Regions from separate parts of the Homo sapiens genome. Here region 2 is linked to region 1. The links are chromatin loops, found by intact Hi-C in ENCODE. Cell type or tissue: heart left ventricle. All regions are shown on one strand. Each heading gives the region's core, and the rest is flanking DNA. Links, peaks and the distances in the headings are about the cores only.

Region 1 (10,870 bases), core at 1,498-9,497:
TGGTAGAATGTGAAGAAGGCAGCGCATTGCGCGTTTCCCAGCTGGGCTGTGCCTCTGATTTGCGGGTGTCGCCTGTGGACCCACAGGCCTCCAGCCTGGCGCTCCCTAGAACTCGTCCTCAGAGCAGCCGCCCGAGGCCGTTTCCACCCAGTCCCCTCTACTCCAGGCCTTCTCACGAGCATCAGACCTGCTCCCGTTCTGTTCCTCCCCCGCCTGCTCCCACCCTTTCTTCCCTTCATTTTTCAGGTATTACGTTCAAATCCGTCTCCGCGGTTTCTAACTCCAGCTTGACATCTGTTTCCCAGAGGATGCTGACAAACAGGATATGAATTCAATAATGTCCATTTTTCTAAGCTAAATTCTCTGTTTTGATGATTATTCCCCTGAATTTTATATAAGGTGATAAACAGTAAAAAACTGTTTACTTTCCAGACACTGTGATTAGATACATTGTATGTCATTAAGGTTTAGCAATTTTTCCATTTCAAACGCTTACATATGATATTACTATAAAATCTTTGGTTACCTTAATTCTTGAAGAAATATTCAGTAGCCTGGAATCACGTATTTACCAATTTGAAGAGCTGTTGAGTAACGTTAACCATAGAAAAGTCGATGTGGGGCCAACATGCACAGAACCTCGGGGTCTCACCAAAGAATTGGAGTGGAGTGAAGACAGTTAGTGAAGAAAGAAAGAAAGAAAGAGAGAAAGAGAGAAAGAGAGAAAGAGAGAAAGAGAGAAAGAGAGAAAGAGAGAGAGAGAGAGAGAGAGAGAAAGAAAGAAAAGAAAGAAAGAAAGAAAGAAAGAGAAAAGAAAGAAAAAGAGAGCCCAAGGTTTAGCGTGAACTTAACTTGGGTTTCATTGTTCAACGTCTGGTAGAAAAATGTTCCAAACATGTATTCCTTTACTGTTTAAAAAGGGGTGCAACTCATTTTAACAAATATAATTTCTATGGCAACGTCTTGATTACCCACCCTAACATTTAAACTCTAAAATTGCCTTATTGTTTAAGACGAAGAATATGAAATGACTCACCTTATTTAATAATATTATTGATTCTGCATGTTGACTTCAAAGAATATTTGATCATGTTTTTGGAAAAGAGAACTCAAGATACTTTGGGACAGAATTTTTATTTCTTTTTTATGCATCTTTATTCTTGGCTGAACTCAGAACCTTAAAAATAATACTTATATGCCTGTGGTTACCCTTTATGCAGTATTTTTTTTAATATAAATCAACTTTAGCCCACTCGTTACCCCCCTCCAAAATTCGTTTCCACTTGACTTTTCCAAGTCATCCTTTCCAAAGTGGCCACTTTCCCCGCTCACACCTTTCTAAATTGTGGTTCCATTATTTAAACTGGGTAATGTTTTCTTAGCTAAAGACTCATTTGTGCAAAATACATTTACCAAAAATAAGTTCTTAAGAAAGCAAAAAGGCTTCAACTCACACTTTTTCCAGGATGTCTATAATTTTTTTAGGGTCTATCAATTTTACAACTAATATATTTTACTCCATAATCTCTTCCAGATATTTTTCATTAAACTTTTACTCACAGTGATTCCATGTCAATTTCTGTTTTCAAAACTTCATGTGAAATTCATAATTCTCTCGCATACAACCCAACACAATGCAGGGTGAATTGCAAAAGCAAATTTCCTTTTGACTTGTTTTGGTTAGTGTTATAGCTTCTCAAATGCTGAAATAACAGTTGAAGTATCTCTCCATTCTGGTATTTTCAGTAAAATGAGCATTTATTAGTCAGGAAGTCTCCTAGATAGTCACATCTTCTGATGCCGATGTAGTAAGAAAATTTTATGTTTGCATTATCTGGATCTAAGATGTGTAATGGAAGAAAAAAATTCGTATTTAAAGCAGTGCTTATTTTATCAGTATTTCCATCATCTCAAAGTTTTGGTTTAATACTAGGCACCTAGAAAACGCTTTAAGATGACCTTTCACATTTTTGTATCTTCCCTGATCACATGGCGTAAAAGGCATAACTGGCACAGGAAGAGAGCAGACGTGGGGCCTGGTCAGTGCTGATTATCAGCAAGTGCAATGTTATTAGGACATGGCCAGTCTAAGACGAAGAAACTGGTTGATATTTATTCAATAACTTTTATTTGGGTATGTGCTGTGTGCGTGGCTCCCTTGCAAGTCCTTGTCTCCTAATATGGAGTTTAAGGCAGTAACATTTCATTTTAAAATGTAGAATGAATTTCTAGTATAAAATTTAACCATGGAATGCCATCAAATATATGCACCCCCCCCCCCCCCCCCACACACACACACACAGGAGTGGTTACGGATCGAATCTCTGCACTGTTCCGGTGTCAGGACAAAGTGGGACACAGCATGAAGCCTGTGCGCTTAATTGCCATCTGCTTCATAAATGAACGAACAAAGGAATCTATGAGCGTGTTAGCAAAAGTATTTTTCCAAGTGATGTTAATGTGGCATCTGTTGCCAACAAATATTTTGCATATGATACAATCTATGCAATCACAATGGGAGGGATCAAGAGGAGCCAATCACAATGGGAGGGATCAAGAGGAGCCAATCACAATGGGAGGGATCAAGAGGAGCCAATCACAATGGGAGGGATCAAGAGGAGCCAATCACAATGGGAGGGATCAAGAGGAGCCAATCACAATGGGTGGGATCAAGAGGAGCCAATCACAATGAGAGGGATAAAGAGGAGCCAATCACAATGGGCGGGATAAAGAGAAGCAGACATGGAGCCCTGCAAACTTGGCCTAAACATTGCTCTCGGTGTTCTAGCATCATAATGTGACTTTTCTTTTTAACCACAGTTTGTTGTTAATTTATAAAGTTACACTAACTTCCACCTCCGATACAGAGCTTCTAAAAGAATCAAAGTATAAAATATATGTGGTTGTAAAAAAGTGCCTTGTAAATTCTAAAGCACTAGAGAGTAAGTCATATTCTCTCTCTCTCTTTTTTTTTTATGACTGCTAGAGGTCTTCGTTGGTACCGAGTTGCTATTGCTCTGAAATCTTTCAATGGAGTATGTTAAAACATACATTAGAATATAGAAATATAAAAACATACATTAGAATATAGAAATACAGAAACAGATTCCTTTGCTCAATTTGGTTCACATATGAGATTTCTGTTCTTTCATTAAAAGCTCATTTCCTACACAAAATTAACATAATTACTTATATTTTTATCCTACAATGATATTCTGAATTGATTTTGCAAAATACTTAAGACCTGTCTTCTACCTTGGTAAGTAAAAAAAAAAAAAGTTTGTATTGTTTCAGCATAATCTGTAGGTATCTACGCAAAACCTACTCACGAGGCTAACTTCAGAAGGCTCATTTTCACCTCCCTATAAATCTGATTTCCTTTGTCCACTGACTCAGGCAGTTCCAACCCCCATTTTATAAGACACTTTCACCAAAGAACCAAAATGTCAGACCAAGTAAACAGCACCACGGATCACTTGCTTGTCATAAACGCAGCCAAAATGGCATTGCTGCTACAATGGCTATTTAAATCTGCTGTTTTTCTTCCCTAGATAAATCTAGAAAAATCACCATGTTCTTTGAGGGAAGCTGAGAGGGAAAACCAAAAAAGTACAAAACCAGATTCAGAAGAGAAAGGAAAGATTATCTTGAGTGAGGTTGTCCTCCAAAGACAACTCTTGGCAGAGGCTGGTGGTACGGGGAGACGTCAAAGCCTCCATGTTCAGGCGTCCAGGGTCCCAGCCTCTAAAACGGCTTCTGCCATCCATGGCCGCCAGACATTATTTTTGACTAAATTCCATACTTTTTTATCTGAATTGGCTTTTGCACATGAGACAGGCAAAGGGTTTAAAAATAGTTACACCATAGTCCATTGACTTCTCATTTTTATCACTTACACGGATAAGTCATTTTTAAAAATCAAGGGTATCTTTTTGATGTGCACCTAGCATTTGCGTGAGGGTGGTGTGTTAACACTGGAAAATAGGGCTAATTCAGACTTCCTTGTTACCGGGCCCCAGTTTTTAAGTGATCTGGAAGTCCTGAGTGGATTGTGTATCCACTGAGCTACTGCCCATTGTCTGGTAGTTCTCAGAGGACCGTGCAGAAACTGATAGGAAGTGAAATACTATTTGTGTTCGCTTGTGTAGGTGAATACATCTCCAGGATGAGGCCACCCATTTTGGCTTCCACTAACCCGGAGGAACCTGGAGCAAGGAAACCAAAGGAAGTATTCAGGAAGCTTCAGATTTGACTGCTGGCATTATAGGCAAGAATTACACACACATGACTTACTGTTCACTATTGGTGAGAACTCGTGTTCTCATTTCGGGCAATGTTTAGAATGAAGCTCCATTAAACATGCTTGCTCCGAGGAATATCCTTAGAACGGCCATGCTTCTTATTGTGATTGTTATGTTATTTTAAGGTAATTCTTGCCTTTTGGCTGGTTGATTGCATTCTTTAGTTTGAGGCTATGCTTCTGACCTCATTACTCCAATGTCCATCTGCGTCAGCGTCACCTTGACAACAAGAGCAGGGGATGCGTCTTGCATGAGTGGGTGGCCAAAGAGACAAACCTCTGGCTTTCTGGGAGCTCCTAGCGTTCTCCTTGAAACCCTTAACACATATGTGTTTTCTCTGCTCTACATTAGATCTCTAGACTTATCCTACAAAGCTGAAACTGTACTGTTTGACCTACAACCTCCCATTTCCCAGGTGTTCATTCCTGCTCCTTACACTGGTAATTTGCCAAGAGAGTAAATTTTAGGTTACCTTACTGTGATGGTTAATACTGAGTGTCAACTTGATTGGATTGAAGGATACAAAGTATTGATCCTGGGTTTGTCTGTGAGGGTGTTGCCAAGGGAGATCCACATTTGAGTCAGTTGTCTGGGAAAGGCAGACCCACCCTTAATCTGAGTGGGCACCATCTAATCAGCTGCCAGTGAATATAAAGCAGGCAGAAAAACTTGAAACGAGAGGCTGGCCTAGCCTCCCAGCCTACATCTTTCTCCTGTGCTGGATGCTTCTTGCCCTTGAACATCAGAATCCAAATTCTTCATTTTTGGAACTTGGCCTGGCTCTCCTTGCTCCTCAGCCTGCAGACCGCCTATTGTGGGACCCTGTGATTGGGTGAGTTAATACTTAATAAACTCCTCTTTTACATATACATCTATTGCATTAGCTCTGTACCTCTAGAGAACCCTGACTGATACACTTACCATGCCCGCACACACACAGCAACTGTGTGAAATGATGTCCGCATTAATTGGCTTGACTGTAGTCCTTGCTTCCCTATGAGTGTGCATGACCAGATCACTGGATCCAAACAGCGTGTCACACACCTTAAATACATGCAATACAGTAAATTAAAACTATGACGTTCCCATGTGTTCTTAGCATGATGAAAAAGAAATGCCAGATTCACAGTGTGTTTTCTGGGGAGAGCAAAGAGGGGAAATTTATGTGCCAAACTGGAGTCCCTTAAAAGAAAATGAATTTCAGATATTTCAGCCTGCTCTCACCAGGAGGGGTTCTCTGCTAATAATTGTGAAGGAACGCGATAGTCAGAGGCACAGAGGGCCTGAGTGCAGCTTTAATAACTTTGGACAGGACCTGGGTCCTGAGCGTGAGTCACGCTGAGGTCGCTGTGAACGGCTGAGCCCTGGGCTGTGAGTCAGCCCCTCGAGGCGCATGATACAGCTTCAGGCTCCACCAACAGTAGGTGCTTAGAGACTCATGGGCTGCTGGGTTATGACCGAATGAATCAGCCTGAGGGAGAAGATGGTTTTACGACAGAAAGTGGGACTGTGGTGCCAATTTTCTGTTTGAGTTTTGTGTGTCTACACAGTTTGACAAAAATGGCATTTTATTTAAGCATTGTGCACATTTCTTAGAGAATCCGAGGTGACCTATCTTGAGAAAAGGAATTCAAGCTGGACCGACCACAGACCTCGTGCTAAGCATTGGAATCATTGCCCTGCCAGATAGCATTTCAACATCTATTTCCATCCTTCTTCACAATATTACTTTTAACTGATGTCAAAATAAACAAGCCTAGGAATATCCAAGCAATTTGTTCTCAGAGCGCCTGGTGTCCAGTTCAGTGCCTGGACTGAGTCAATAGCACTGTGAGTGATAACATTCTTTATACTGTTAACCAAAAAAAAAGATAGGTTCCATGATTTTTTGTGCCCCACGTATTAATACATGGTTGTAGCAATTATTTTCATGCACAAGGACTGTGCACCTACCTGTGTTTTTGATTCTGCATTAAGGAACCATTCATATCAAATGTTATAAACCAGGGAGCTGGGTTTATAGTTAACATACACACATGCACACAAAATAACTGTCAACATTTAAGCAAGTTGCTTACAGATTAAAACTATGTTGACAATAATCGCAAATAGAGTACTATTGACACCTCAGAAGGACTTCTGTTGCCCTCCTCACCCTCCCTCCCTTCCTTCCAGAAGGTGACCCCTAATCTGAGGGCCAACGCTGCAAAGCGGCTCTGTCTGTTTCAAAGCTGAGCACACGTGGTGTCACGTGACACATGGTCTTTTGCGTCTGACCCCTTCTAGTCTGCATGATGTTTGTGGCATTCATCCATGTCCTATGCAGTAGAGAAGATGCCATTCCTGTAAAGTAACTCATTGTAAAAAGAGACACCGTTACTTATTGATACATGCTACTGCTGATAGACATTTGATGTGTTCTCAGTTTGAGGTCATAATGAATAAGACTTCTGTGAACATACTTGATATGGCTTGGCTCTGTGTCCCCACCCAAATCTCATCTCAAATTGTGATCCCCATGTATCGAGGGTGGGACCTGGTAGGAGGTGATTGGATCGTGGGTGCGGTTTCCCCCAGGCTGTTGTGATAGTGAGGAAGTCTCATGAGAGCTGATGGTTTAAAGGTGGCGCTCCTCACTTGGTTCTTGGTTCTCTCTCTCTCCTGCTGCCTTGTGACGAAGGTATTTGCTTCTCCTTCACCTTCCTCCATGATTGTAAGTTTCCTGAGGCCTCCCCAGCCATGCTGAACTGTGAGTCAATTAAACCTCTTTCCTCTATAAATGACCCAGTTTCAGGCAGTTCCTTACAGCAGTGTGAAAATGGATGAATACAACACCGTGTGCTTCCTTGGTGCTCATATGCACGTTTATGATGTCTGATGTCGCGGCAATGAATATGTCTTCACAGGACGCCAGCTGCAACCATCTGCAATCCACTGCTGCCTTAGTGTGAAGGCTGCACTGCCTGGGAGCTGTTCCTCAGCAACATTCACGTGGATAGGAAGGCTTAGCGGAGCCCGTCCTTGGGGAGGCGCTGGGCTTCTCTGACCGCTGGCTTTGGCCTTGGGGCTCTGCAGCAGCAGTGGCAGTCTCTCAGTCTACAAAGAGGTCCAAGATGCATCCTCCCAGCCTCCTTTCTCTCTGTCCTCCTCTGGGGTAGAACTCGAGTCCCAGCCTGGCCACTCTCCCACATTGTTTCCCTTGCACAGGCATTCCTCCTTGTAAAATCCTCACCCAGTTAATGTCAGTGTGGCCTCTGCTCCCCGGAGCCCCGGACCACCCAGGGTCCTGCCCAGATCCTCTTAGATTCCATGCACAGCGTGCGTCTGTGGGTTTGCTGCTTGGGGTCCACACCACAGACCTCATGAGAGTATCCAGAGGCTGTGGAACAGGGTGTCCCATCGGGAGGGAGGAGTGCTTAGGAATCCAAAGCCCCAGATGAGTCTGTGGCCTGGGAGTGACCGGGCAAAAGCCCCTTGCACTCGCCTCAAGGCAGGACATATCCCGAGACGCAGTTTCTACTTCAGTGCCCTTTGACAGATCCGGCTGAGGCTGGGACTTCACCTGAAATCCAAGGTTTGAAGAGAATGGCAGGAGTTTGAAGTTGTTCCTGAGAATTAGGGAGCGAATTTTGACCAGGGAATCACAGCTAGGGAGAGGCCAGAGCTAAGGACCCACTTGGCGCTGTAACTGGGGGCATCCCGAGAGCCGCACTCACCCGAATTGAACCAAACGCATCAGGACCACAGTGTGTCTACATTTCAAAAGTACCTTATTCTTATTGACACAGCAGATTTGTACACAAGAATAAACAATATGAACCAACACTTTATGGTTTTTATTTAAAAGTGTGCCTTTGAGAAGTGATGAAAAAGCAGAATTTTCTGGAGAAAAACTTGGGAATCAGATGATGAAATCACTTTCCAAAATATGACTTTACATTAGAATGTCTGCTAGAGAAGCCTGGAATCTGGATAAGACCAACAACAGGAGGCTGCAGCTCCTACACCAGCCCCACCCTGATGTTCTGGGTGGCCTGGAGCAAGGAATGGGATTCCTGGGTTTCCTGACTCCACATCCTGAGAGGCTGCACCAGCCCCAGAGCAGCCCAGTTGAACGGACGGAGCAGCAGGGCTGGGGTCAAGTGGAATGCTCCCAACCCCTGCTAGGAATGCTGACCATCACCATGGGTCTTCATAAATACCCTGTGGCTATAGAAGTATTTGGGAATTCACCAAGATATCCCAGCTGCCTCTCCTACAGAATTCTTCATCTTGACCCTAGATAATTACTGCATTGCAAATTCAGAAAACTATGTGACCAGCTTCATGCCAGAGAGCCACTCGGGGCTGTGAAAGAGTTTAGCCATGACACACAGTGCATTGCAGGAGAACGGCCTTCTCTGTGTAATGAGACCCCTACGGCTGCAAACCTCGGTGCTTTCATTACAGTTCCATCTTAGCAAAATTATTTCACTCCTTGAAGCCTCAGTTCCCATATGTGTAAAATGGGGAAATAGCTCAACCTCCCAGGAGCACAGGCAGGTATTCCAAAGACATGGACAATTACTAGTGTAAACTGGGATCCATTTCTTGAAAGTAAGCATTTTGATAAGAGAGAAAAATAAAGTATATTTTTAAAGGCCAAAATAGTTTGTTTTGTTTTGTTTTGTTTCTTTGAGATGGAGTCTCACTCTGTCACCCAGGCTGGATGGAGTGCAGTGGCACGATCTCGGCTCACTGCAACCTCCACCTCCCGGGTTCAAGCAATTCTCCTGTCTCAACCTCTCGAGTAGCTGGGACTACAGGTGCACACCACCACCCCCAGCTAATTTTCATATTTTCAGTAGAGACAAGGTTTCACCTTATTGGTCAGGCTGGTATCGAACTCCTGACCTTAGGTGATCCCCCCCGCCTCTGCCTCCCAAGGTGCTGGGATTACAGGTGTGAGCCACTGTGCCCGGCCAAGATTTTTAAAAGTCTATGTGATGATATTGGCAGATCACATAACATACCATTAAGTATAGTTTGCTGAAAAAAAAAAATGCTTTGGAATCTGATACACGTTAGTTGCAATTCCTGTCTGTCACTCATGGACATATACATCTTCATCAAATAAATGTTTATTGCTTTCCTACCAAGCTTTTGCCCCAAATTCTTAATACATACAATTGAATTCCTTTCCTAAAATGGATATCATGATTCCCACTCTGAGGACTAACTGTGATTAGAAATGAATGGCCCTGACCGGAGCGTCTTACAGAATGTTGGCCTCACAGGGACCCCCTGGCTTCTTTTTATCATATCCCTCTAGTCCCCTGGAACTGCTGTAAATAAGCCATGTGGATTTATCATTTCTGCTTGAGGGAAAGTTTGTCTTGGCATATTTGGAAAAAATAAACAAACTAAAGATATTGGGCAGCTTGAGAATAAGCCAGGGGCTGCCCTATGCTACAAGTCTTCAGAAATGAGTCGGGATGATACTTCAACCCCACTTGGATCAAAGACTTGGAAATGAGGAAAGGAAAATCATACCTAAGGTCACTTCCGAAGGTCAGAGGATATCTGAAGGCATGTGAGGATGTGAGGAAGGCTCTGGATTTACTGTTTCCGGCTAACGCTATTCAGAAGTGTTAATGAAATAGTCACTAAAGCTTCTCATGTGCTTCCCATGTGTTTACTTGTGTGTAAGGACCATACAGTTTGATAAGACAGTATTTGTGCACAAAGAAACAATCTAAGAACATACATTTAGCTGCTAAGATGTATGACATAAACTTTGTCTACTTTGACAGCCAGAAAAAAAATGGAAACTCAGTGAGGGCTGAGGCATTCTTGCACAGCGGGAATGAGCGTTGTTTTGGAGGAGCCATGGACACACTGCTTAGTTTTCGTTTTCAGCATGTGGCCAACAGCTCAGGCAAGGAGAAGAGAAGTTGCAGGCTCCCTTCTTGGCTGTGGCAGCTAACGCGGGAGGAGTTGCATTGGGTCGTGGACACGTGGCCTGCTTCTCTTCCACTGAAAAACTGCACAGATGCAGAGAAATTCTGCAAAGCTCATTCGGAAAACATTTCACAACAACGGAATGACACGACCAAGCTGCACACGATCTTTAGTTCTTAATACAAAGATCGGAAAGAAAATAAATCAGAAAGGATATTACATCACATTACATTTTCTGGTGAAGCAGTTTAGCCATGTCTCTTACTGAGGTCTGAACCACCACAGGACATGAACGCAGGGGAGCGACTGAGGAGCGTGGAGGTCAGTTCCTCTGGGGTGTGGAGGACGTGACGGCGTTTACTTGAGGTAAACCTCGCAAGGGGGAGAAGTTTGCTCAAAAAGTCTTTAAATAACAAATGAGGGAGATTCTATTTTATTCCATAAGCAATGGATAGGCAGCCAAGTTTTCTTGAGAAAAAATAGACACAATTTGAGCAATTCTAGCATATGGTTAGAAATTTATGTCTGGCACAAAATTACGTTTGCAAGTTTATAGCCCCTAGCATTAGTTTTTAAGCAACATTACAGCAACTAGCCTGGTAAAAACGAGAACACAGGTAATAAGCCCA
Region 2 (10,870 bases), core at 1,946-9,945, 150 kb after region 1:
ATTGGTGGATGGATGAAATGGGTGGGTGGATGGATGGATGAGTGGGTTGGTAGATGAGATGAATGGGTGGATGAGATGAATTGATGGATGGATGGATGAATGAGATAGGTGGGTTGGTGGAGATGGATGGGTGGGTGGATGGATGAGATGGATGAGTGGGTGGGTGGGTGGCTGAGATGGATGGATGGGATAGATGAGTGGGGGTGGATGAAATGGATGGGTGGATGGATGGATGGATGAGATGGATGGGTGGGTGGGTGGATGGACTAGATGGATAGGTGGATGGGGCTGGGTGGATGGATGGATGAGATGGGTGGGTGTGTGGGTGGGTGGATGGATGAATGGATGGATGGATGAGATGGATGGTTGGGTGAATGGATGAGATGGATGGGCGGATGAGTAGATGGATGGATGGGATGGATGGATGGATGAGACAGGTGGATGGATGGATGAGATAGGTGGGTGGATGAGATGGATGGATGGGTGGGTGGGTGGATGGAGGGATGAGTGGGTTGGTGGATGAGATGGATGAGTGCATGGGTGGGTGGCTGAGATGGATGGATGGATGGATAAGATGGATGGATAAGTGCTGGGTGGATGGATGGATGATGAGTGGGTGGGTAAGTGGATGAGATGAGTGGATGGATGGATGAGTAGGTGGGTGGATGAGATGAGTGGATGGATGGATGAGTAGGTGGGTGGATGAGTGGATGGATGGATGAGTAGGTGGGTGGATGAGATGAGTGGATGGATGGATGAGTAGGTGGGTGGATGAGATGGATGGATGGATGGATGAGATGGATGTATTGATAGGTGGATGGATGGATGGATGAGTAGGTAGGTGAGTGGATGAGATGAATGGATGGATGGGATAGATGAGTGAGTGGGGGTGAATGAAATGGTTGGGTGGATGTGTGGGTGGATGGATGGATGAAATGGATGAGTGGGTGGGTGGGTGGATGGATTAGATGGATAGGTGGATGGGTGGGTGGATGGATGGATGGATGAGATAGTTGGGTGGATGGGTGGTTGGATGGATGAGATGGGTGGGTGTGTGGGTGGGTGGATGGATGGATGGTTGGGTGAATGGATGAGATGGGTGGATGAATGGATGGATGGATGGGTGGATGGATGAGATATATGGGTGGGTGGATGAATGATATGGATGGATGGGAGGAAATGAGATGCCTTGAAAGACATCCTAACATAAGGAGAAGAAAACCTCCACAGAAGCAAGCAGATAAATCAACCCCAACAGGGTTTTGCCCTGTTGGCCAGGCTGGTCTCGAACTCCTGACCTCAGGGGATCCACCCGCCTTGGCCTCCCAAAGGGCTAGGATTACAGGCATGAGCCACTGCCCCCAGCCAAACACATGATTTTCAATGTGTGATTCTTGAGAAGCATCCTGAGCCTTATTTACTGCATCTGTGGAAGGGTAATGCGCATTTGAAGGCATGGAATTAGAGCAGATGGAATTCAAGTTATCTTCCAGGTCTATAATATTTTGATTCAAATATACCTGTAGCGAGATAACTATAGAGAAACTCCTTCCTTCCTTCTTTCCTTCCTGCCTGCCTGCCATTGCTAATGCAAGGGTACCAATCTAAAATGGCGTCAGGAGCCTGGAAGTGGAGGAAATCTAGGAAACTCTAGGCTATGGCACAATGAGGATGGGTGGGACCTGTAAATAATTGGAAAGTGTTCTACCAGAGGCATCCAAATGCAATTAAAAACAAAACAATCCAAGCTGACCAAATGAAATGGCTGCTTGGAATGTGCAGGGGGCTCATGTGTGGTATTGTGCATTAGGTTTATTGCCCTGATGTACAGCTTTTGTAAGTGGAAGAGCGCACTGTGTACCCCTTTCCCTTTCTGGGTGCCACATGCCTTCCCCACTAACCTGAAGTGCTCACACTCACCTCTGCATTCGTACTTGAGGTCTGAGAAATAGACCATTTCTTGAGAGAAGACAAATAGACCCAGCCGCCCGCCAGCGTAGGTTTGGTCATAGATAGGTCCTGAGTCTGCCATGACCTGTTTTCCTTCATGCACTAAGACTCTAAAAATGGTGTTTAAAAAGAAGAAGAGGAAAGAAAGACAACATGAACTCTGTGAAGCATTCACCAGTGATGGAAGGTTGGCTCCGGACACAAGCTGTGGATACTCCGCCCAGGGCTTCAGTGCCCCAGGGGGCATTGCTGGCTTTCTCCTTTGGAGCTCCAGCCACCCCTGGTGCAGCACTGATCCAGGGCACGCCTTCCTTCTTGCAACCACACTATTGTCACAATCTGTGAGTTCACTTACAGTCACCCAGGCAAGGGCTTTAGAGGAGACTCTACCTTTGGTGGGGTGAGGAGGAAGCTTCCCACTTCCTGGGAAGATGCACCGGACTCTCCCTACTTCACCTTGTGCTAAAACCATGAGCTCACCGGCTCTCCTCCCCACTGTGGAAGCTGCGTGGGAGCAGGACTGGATACACCAAGCCCCCGACAGGAGGATGGGGCATCAATATGAATAAACAGGAGGCCCCCTAGGGAAACGTTCCAGCGAGGCCACGAGCCTGCACTTCACCCACACAGATCTGCCCTCTATTGCCAGGGACTCACACACTCCTGGCATCTGTGCAGAGTCCAGCCTGATCTTGGTGCTTATTAACTTTGAAAAAACAAAAACACCTTGATTTTAAATTGACCACATTTTGTTTGAATAAAAATCAATTATAAATACTGTTAAGCCAAGGGAAAAGATTCTGTTGGGCTAACTGTGTCAAAACTTCATACAACCGTGTTTTAAATTCAGCCATTTATATCAGGTACAAATCTAGTCTCCAATAAAGCACATGCTAATTCTGCAAAGATGCAGTTATTTTAATTGCAGGTGTTCTCCCCTGCCTGGGGTATTCATTAGGAGAAAATATGGTTATCATCCCAAAACAAAGCAGATTGTATATTCTCCTTTTCAACCATTTTTTAAAAATACTTAATATTTAGTAGAGATGCAGGATAGAAAAGAGAAAGCAGTTAATGACGAAGAATCCAGAGTAAAACAAAAAGTTAGAATTCACTTGAGCTTATTTGTCTATTAATGTTCAAATGTGCCGTCCGATGGGAAGCCCCTTGGAAGAAATGCAGCTGTGCTGACCTGCCCTCACCTGATGTAGCCAGTCTTGGGCCTGTGAGTCAGGTGCCACCTATAGGCCGTGTAGTCCTTCCAGCCAATGTTCCTGGGGTCGTGCCATAAGGTTCGCACCTGAGAGAGAACATAGCACTCTTGAGTGCCATGGGCACCCGGAGCCTTAACCACAGCTCTGTAACACCAAGCAGGAAGCAAAAACATGACTTTGCAAGTTCATGCTTAAGGCTCATGGTGCTCCATATCTCTCTGATGTGTTTATCATCCAAATCTCTACTGTGGATTGAAGCCCATGGACAGAGTGTGGCTCAGGGCTGAGAGCCAAGGCACCTGACCCTCAGATTCCTGGATTGAAGAGCCCAGGCACCTGATCCTCAGATTCCTGGGTTCATGTCTGGATCTTCTCTTTCCTTGATATGGGATGTTGGGCAAAATTCTTGAAGTTTTGATATTCAATTCTCCCTAGCTTCAATTTTTAAAATATTTTTTTCATATTATATCTTTGATCATTATGTCCTATGCTCACTCCCTATCTCCAGAAGAGGGTAAAAGAGGTTTAATTTGTAAAAGGATTAGCAACTGTATTTAACTGGTAATTATCAACTGTGTTGAGTTGTAACCCCAGGCACAGTGTCTATAATAAAGTAAGATTATTAAAATAACTGTGCCTGGAGTTAAAATTAATAAAGACAAAAGTGGGGTCTCTGGACTGGGCTAGTCCTGCTGAAACACTCTGCAGCCACAGTGGTGCAGAGGAGATGTGTGGGCCTGGCCAGCCAACCTCACCTGCCCCGGCGTGTTCCCCGTGTGCCACAGCGCGTTCCTCAGGTGCTCGCCCGTCCCCGTGGTGGAGTTCACCACCTTGAGGGACACGCCGGAGTAGCCATAGGCCCGCGTGGGCTGGTCCTCCCAGTAGGTCTGCGTCACCTGCTTCCACATCACCACATAGAAGCGGCTGCTTGACTGGTAACCAAAGACGAAGCCGGCATAGTCGTCGTCCCGGTCAGTGTTTACGTAGAATGTGCCACTGAAGTCCACAGACCCAAACTCGTCAAAACCTGGATGCAACGCCATAAGGTTTCGTTAGAAACACCTTTCAGGTGGCCGGGAGTAGTGACTCATGCCTGTAATCCCAGCACTTTGAGAGGCCGAGGTGGGCAGATCACCTGAGGTCAAGAGTTCGAGACTGGTCTGACCAATATGGTGAAACCTTGTCTCTACTAAAAATGCAAAAATTAGCCGGGCATGGTGGTGGGTACCTGTAATCCCAGCTACTCAGGAGGCTGAGGCAGGAGAATCACTTGAACCGGGGAAAAAAGGTTGCAGTGAACTGAGATTGTACCACTATACTCCAGCCTGGGGGACAAGAGCAAGACTCCATCTCAAAAAAAAAAAAAGAAAAAAAAGAAAAAAAAAAGAAACAGGTTTCAGGCAATCCCCAGCTTGGCCCTGTGACCATCTGACAGTGGATGCCCAGCAGGCAGGGCGGGCTCCCCTCATCATCCCGATGGGCTCTTTTACCATGAGATTAGTGGAATTGAAGGTATTTCTTTTAGATCCAACTTACAAGAGTTCTGAGAGGATTATGAGGTCCCATTTCATAGACCAAGTCTATAAAATAAAATGGTTTACTGAAATTTCAGAGACTTCAGAGCGGCAGGTGCATGTACCTGTCAAGGTTATTTAGGCAGACAGTTTCACAGACCATGGAAGGATGGGGGCTTCCAGAAAGACCACATGGCATCCCACCTGCATGATCTTAAAGTGCAGTCTGCATCTTCTGTGGGCGCCTCCCCCGGAGAAATGCTGGCACCACCGCCGTGTCTCAGAGACTCACCTACAGCGATGCCGGGGTCCGAGTTGGCTGTCTGAACCAGCTCCTTGCCTTGATGGCGAATGACCCAGTTGGGATCAATTTGGGTGGTCCCTTTGGGATCCAAGGGGACCATCTGGAAGTTCCTGAAGTCTGTCTCACTGATGGCATTGTTTTCAGGACACACATCATCAATATCTGGGATGTTGTCATTGTCAAAATCATCTTTACAAATATCACCCCGTCCATCACCTATGCACAAAGAACAAGCAAAAACAAAAACAAAAACAAAGAAGCAAAGTCGGTGGTCGGTGGTTTGCCATTTGCTTTTCCGTGTCTGAGAAACATGAGTGCATCTTTCCCAGAACATCTAAGACTGAGTGCTTTGCAGTGTTTTGTGGATTCGTGCTCAACAATCTCCAAAACATTTGACTTCACAGGAACCTCAACTCTTTTCACAAAATTTTTGTGATAAATACACAGCAAAGGCCAGCACAGCAAATTCACATAAAGCCATTTCTCACCGTGTTCCAAACTCAATGCTGCAGGTATAAAACCTGAATGGCTGTCAAGTAATATCAACCTGCATTTCCAGCTTTGTGTTTGGATAGTTTTCTGAATGTCTGTTATTACTTTTCTTAGTCATCCTTGCCTTTTATAGTCTATTTGGCATTAAAGCGGAACTCACACTAAAATGGTTTTTCCTAGGGAGACATGGACTTCCGCTGTTTAGTGGGTCCTTGTCAAGTTTTCAGCGGGGTTGTGGCATGGTGGGGAGTGGGGATGAGGTGGGCCTGGTGCAAACAGGGGGACCACGAATTTGCCACATGTGTCCAGTCTATCAGTCTACGGCGATGACGATAACCTGACAGGCAGATTGCAATGTACTGAATTAGCTATCACGTGGCCTGCCGTTTTGGAGGAAAGGCAAGTTGGATTGAATATCTCATCATATTCTTCAACTAGTTTCCGTTCTGTTCAAGAACATACTCCAGCTACCACGTGGCAGGCACATAGTTGGTATCAGGGCATTCTGAAATGCTGAAATGCTGCTCTGCCTATCAGCTTCTCTCTGTCCCAGTCCCTCCCTGGGGAAAGGCTGCATGGGGAGCAAGCCCCTGCATGCCCGAACACGGAGTCCAGATGAGGCTTGCTGTGCTCACTCCATCCCTTCATGCTGCTCGGGGAGAACACAGGAGCTGCCCTTCTGATCCCAGCATCTCCCACGTACTTCTGAGTCATGCTGTCTCAGATGCCCCTCAAGTCCTTATCTCCCTCTGTCAAGGACGTGGCTTCCAAAGAGAGCCTGTGTCAGCCAGGCCCCACTCCAAGTGAGGGCCACTTTCTCACAGCCTCCCCGGAAGCCCCAGAGCACAGCTGTGCCCTTGTTTATTACTCAGGGACGCTGACTTAGAGGACTGCAGCCCATCCAGCTCCTTCCTTGGGCCCCCGTGGCTATGGGCCACCTATTCATGCTCACTGCTGAGCAAAGCAGCTCTTCCTCTCATGCTTCACACTCGTGCCACTTTTGTTGGCTTTGCTTTCAAAAAAATCCTCCTTGTCCCCTGCCTGGCCCCATACACCAAATTCCCAATTCATCCTACGTTCGTAACCCGCATTCTTTCTAGGAGATCGTCAACAATCTGGAAGTTATATGGAGGCAGGGATTTCTCCTCCTCCCGACGTGCACACACACTTGAGGCAGCACACCTGTTGAAGGGCACACACACAGCCAAGAATGTGTTGAGTGTCAGGGGAGAAGAAACTCATATTGCATGGACCCACAGCTTTAAGAGGCCCAAAGTCATTGCCCTTTTTCCAGCAGCAGATTTAAGATGATCTCCGTGCATACATATCTCTGCCCTGGCGGGTTGCTCAGAAGCCATTTTCCTCCACGCCCATGAGCTGAGAGAGCACCCACCGTCCAAGTCCTCCTGGTCTGGGTTGAACACAAGCCGGCAGTTGTCCCTGTCATCGGGGACGCCATCGTTGTCATCATCAGGGTCACAGGCGTCGCCCTGGCCGTCTCTGTCATGGTCAGCCTGGTTGGCGTTGGAGATGTAGGGGCAGTTGTCCTGGTTGTTCTGGTGGCCGTCGTCATCTATGTCCTCGTTGTTGTCACACTGGTCCCCAACAAGGTCATTGTCCACGTCGGTCTAGGGGATGGGGCGTGAGAGAAACAGCAGAGGACTGCCAGTTTGAGGAGGTGGAGAGGAACCAGCAGGACGCAAGCCTGAGAGCCGGCCTCCTCGTCCTGCAGCACAAGCCCCAGGGCCACGCAGGGGCGGCTGGCCCGAGGTCACACTGACCCTGACGTCAGGACAAGCACTGGGGCCAGGCCTCTCGGTCCAGGAATCTCTCCACCCTCTGCCACCTCTCCACAGTAATTCACTTCACTAAAGGAAGATGTGCTTCTTCGCTGGAAAAGCATGAACTACCAGGTAATTATGTCTCTTTTTTACACCATTTGCGCCATTTACACCATTTACATCATAGGATAATATATCCTATGAGCTGCATCAAGATAACTGTCCTCCCTTGTCTCTTTCAAACGCAAACCTGGAAATGAAGCCAATTCCTATGTTGGCATCAGGAAAATGGGGAGAGAATTCTGTGAAGACACAACCTCGCTCCAGCTGATGAGGTGAAGGCGTCTATTCATTTGGCCTGTGGCCACTGAGATACAAGAATAGTGCTGAGATTTGAGTTGAATAAATGTTTTCAATTGAAATCATTGAAAACTCCATGTTATCCTGTCTTTGTGGAGCTCATGGAAAACTCCCAAGGCCCCATGGAGGGGACTGATGAGGACCTGAGACCCGCCTGCCCATGGCTGCCCTCATCTGGTCAGGGTTGTGCACCAGGGGCAGTTGTCACAGTGATCCCCCACACCGCCACCGTCCCCGCGTCCCTCTGATGAGGACCTCCAACCCCGCCTGTCTGCGGCTGCCCTCACCTGGTCAGGGTTGTGCACCAGGGGGCAGTTGTCACAGTGATCCCCCACACCGTCACCATCCGTGTCCCTCTGGTCAGTGTTGTAGACGTAGGGACAATTGTCTCGTTCATTGAAGACATCTGTAAGTGTTTAAAGGGGGAAGAAAACAAAAACAAACCAGAAGGACAGGTGAGTTTAGAAAAAGCACATTGTTTTTCCTATCACACGAAATTGCTTACAGCCACACTTCTATTTAATTATAATAAAAAGACGCCTAAGAATATAGTAAAATATAAAGACTATTAGATTTTAGAAGAACATATGACATATTTCATTACAGTTCAAATACCTTTCATTTGAAATAGAACCAACTTTTGGAGATTTCTGGGTAATGTTGCAGGAGGGGTAGTTGAATGTGCTGTCGCCGTGTAAATCTGAGCTTGCTAAATTGCTTATTTCTCCCTAATACCCACTTGGAAAGTATGTGTTGAGTTCCCAGGAGTTTATCATCCATGCACATGAGTAGGAAAAAAACAATGGCAGAGAGTGGCAGGGTTTTTAGATGTCATATCTTATCTTAAGAAATCTGAAAGTGATGAGTTGCATTGATACTGAAGTTACAAAAATATAAACTAGCACTGAACTAAACAATACCATCAGTGACAGTGTCACAAATGACAGAGCAAAATGTTACACGGCAGCGAGTCCACAGGAAGAGCCAGAACTGAGCTGAGACGCTCGCCTTGCTTTGGTCAGGTGAGGTCTGGAGAAGGGAAGTAAGGAACACCTAAAAAATAAAAATGGAAGGGACTGGAGCTTGAGATCTGCATCCAGCACATCACAGACGCCATCCTGGATGGGGAGCCGAGGAGCCCCCTGGCCACCACGAGCCCTCAGACAGCAACCCACCACATTCCCAGAGAACGAGAGGAGGGTGGAGGCAGAAATCAGTGGAAAAGATCAGACTGAGAAACCCGCTGTGAGACAGAACAGCAGGTTGGGGTGGCTCAGAAAGGGGGTGGCTGGCGCCGGGCTGGGAAGAGGACCCCACGAGGCGAAGTGTGGAGGAGCTGGGGCCGAGCTCCAGCGTGGAGGCGAGCCTGCCCCCAGCTCTTGCTGGTTCTACAGAAGCACTCGCCTGGTCTCCAGGCACCCCAAGAGAAGGGATGACCATGCGGTGACAGTGGCACTGGGTTGCAGAGCTCGCTTACCAAGGCCAGCGAACTCTCCGGATAAAGCAGCAACCGGGATCAGTGGCAGAGGTAACCACAATACACCCACGTTATTCTAACTCCTAGAAGCTCAGTTTGATGAAAACATGAAATGGCTTCTTGGAATTTTTGAATGAAGGGTGAACATTAGAAAAGATGCCATGAAGAAGCACGAGGCCCAGGACTGCAAGGCTGGGGTCAGAGAGAGGAGGATACCAAATGCATAGCTTTCTCTAGGGCGGTCCTGTGGCTGGTGTCCCCTGACCTTCAGGAAAAGGCAAGGCAGAATAAGCATGGGTCCCTATGGGAATAACTGAATGAATCATTTAATCTTATAGTAGTGTAAAAATGAAAGGAGCTTATCAAAATTCAGAATAAAACATGAAACTTGCCAATGCCTCCAATTGCGACCCTTAAAATGCATGCATTGGGCCGGGCGCGGTGGCTCACGCCTGTAATCCCAGCACTTTGGGAGGCCAAGGCAGGCGGATCATTTGAGGTCAGGAGCTTGAGACCAGCCTGGCCAACATGGTGAAACCTCGTCTCTACTTAAAATACAAAATTAGCTAGGCGTGGTGGTGTGCACCTGTGATCCCAGCTACTCAGGAGGCTGAAGCAGGAGACTCACTTGAACCCAAAAGGTGGAGATCGCAGTGAGCCAAGATGGTGCTACTGCCCTGGGCAACAATAGTGAAACTCCATCTCAAAAAAAAAAAAAAAGTGCACGCATGGGAAGGAGCAGAAGCACCCACCGTCCCCATCAATGTCCACGGAGCAGGCGTCACCCTCTCCATTGTTGTCTGTGTCGATCTGGGCAGGGTTGTGCACGTAAGGGCAGTTGTCACAGCGGTCCCCAACCTCATCCTTGTCATAGTCAGCCTGGCGGGGATTGAAGAGGAGCTGGCAGTTGTCCTGGAAAACCAAGAAAGGGAAGACTTTAACGAAGATCATAGGAATGTGTGTCGGGCCGTTTAGCACTTATAAGTTATGTACTCAAGGTTGATGAAAATCAATATAGAAATCAAACAAACACAAAAGCCAGTTAGGGCTGGACGGTGGCTCACACCTTTAATCACAGCTGGGCACTGTGGCTCACACCTGTAATCCCAGCACTTCAAAAAGCCAGTCAGGGCAGGGCACGGAGGCTCACACCTTTAATCCCAGCACTATGGGAGGCTGAGGCGGGCGGATCACCTGAGGTCAGGAGTTCAAGACCAGGGCCGGGCGCAGTGGCTCACACCTTTAATCCCAGTGCTTTAAAAAGCCAGTTAGGCCCGGGCACAGTGGCTCACACCATTAATCCCAGCACTTTGGGAGGCCAAGGCAGGCGGGTCACCTGAGGTCAGGAGTTCGAGACCAGCCTGGCCAACATGGTGAAACCCCATCTCTCCTAAAAATACAAAAATGAGCCGGGCGTGGTGGTGTGCGCCTGTAATGCCAGTTACTCAGGAGACTGAGGCAAGAGAATCGCTTGAACCCAGAAGATGGAGATTGCAGTGAGCCAAGATCATGCCATTGCACTCAAGCCTGAGCGACCAAAAAAAAAAAAAAAAAGAGTTAGCCCTCGCCAAACACTTTTTCCATATCAAATCATTTTATCATTATTTATGCATCTGTCTTTTGTTGAAAATTTGTAGATTGCTAAGGCAAAAATGGTATATCATACACTTCATGGTGAGGAGAGATATGTAAATATCAAATAAATGAATGGATTAGTGAGTCAATGTCTCCCATCAAAGTCAGATGTAAAAAAGCAGTGAGTAAAATCTTGATCTATT

What was found. A loop is a pair of places that touch in the nucleus more often than their neighbours do. Peaks named below come from ENCODE experiments on the same cell type or tissue, not always from the same donor. Only the 100,000 strongest peaks of a DNase experiment are listed, where the experiment ranks them.
Region 2: a loop joins it to region 1, with 1.9 times the contacts of the local background. A loop is called at or near these places in 5 of 110 quality-filtered maps.

Annotation. Positions count from the first base shown.
Region 1 is chr6:169,065,041-169,075,910 of GRCh38, forward strand. LOC102724357 (a long non-coding RNA gene) reads left to right here and starts at 2,746. Exons shown (of 2, transcript NR_134619.1): 1 at 2,746-2,942; 2 at 4,149-4,384. It overlaps LOC124901469 (a long non-coding RNA gene), which reads left to right and starts at 10,380. Exons shown (of 2, transcript XR_007059888.1): 1 at 10,380-10,607. RefSeq lists an enhancer at 4,774-5,973. In heart left ventricle, for the core only: no CTCF peak of the experiment used is centred there; DNase peaks (open chromatin) are centred at 5,671 and 7,292; H3K27ac peaks cover 1,845 bases.
Region 2 is chr6:169,218,278-169,229,147 of GRCh38, forward strand. It overlaps THBS2 (thrombospondin 2), which reads right to left. Exons shown (of 22, transcript NM_003247.5): 15 at 9,845-10,004; 16 at 7,903-8,021; 17 at 6,868-7,102; 18 at 4,971-5,198; 19 at 3,920-4,191; 20 at 3,153-3,250; 21 at 1,921-2,060. All of the region lies in intron 2 of THBS2-AS1 (THBS2 antisense RNA 1), which reads left to right. It overlaps LOC124901470 (a long non-coding RNA gene), which reads left to right and starts at 7,074. Exons shown (of 2, transcript XR_007059889.1): 1 at 7,074-7,387; 2 at 7,518-7,677. RefSeq lists an enhancer at 5,756-6,955. In heart left ventricle, for the core only: no CTCF peak of the experiment used is centred there; no DNase peak of the experiment used is centred there; H3K27ac peaks cover 1,642 bases.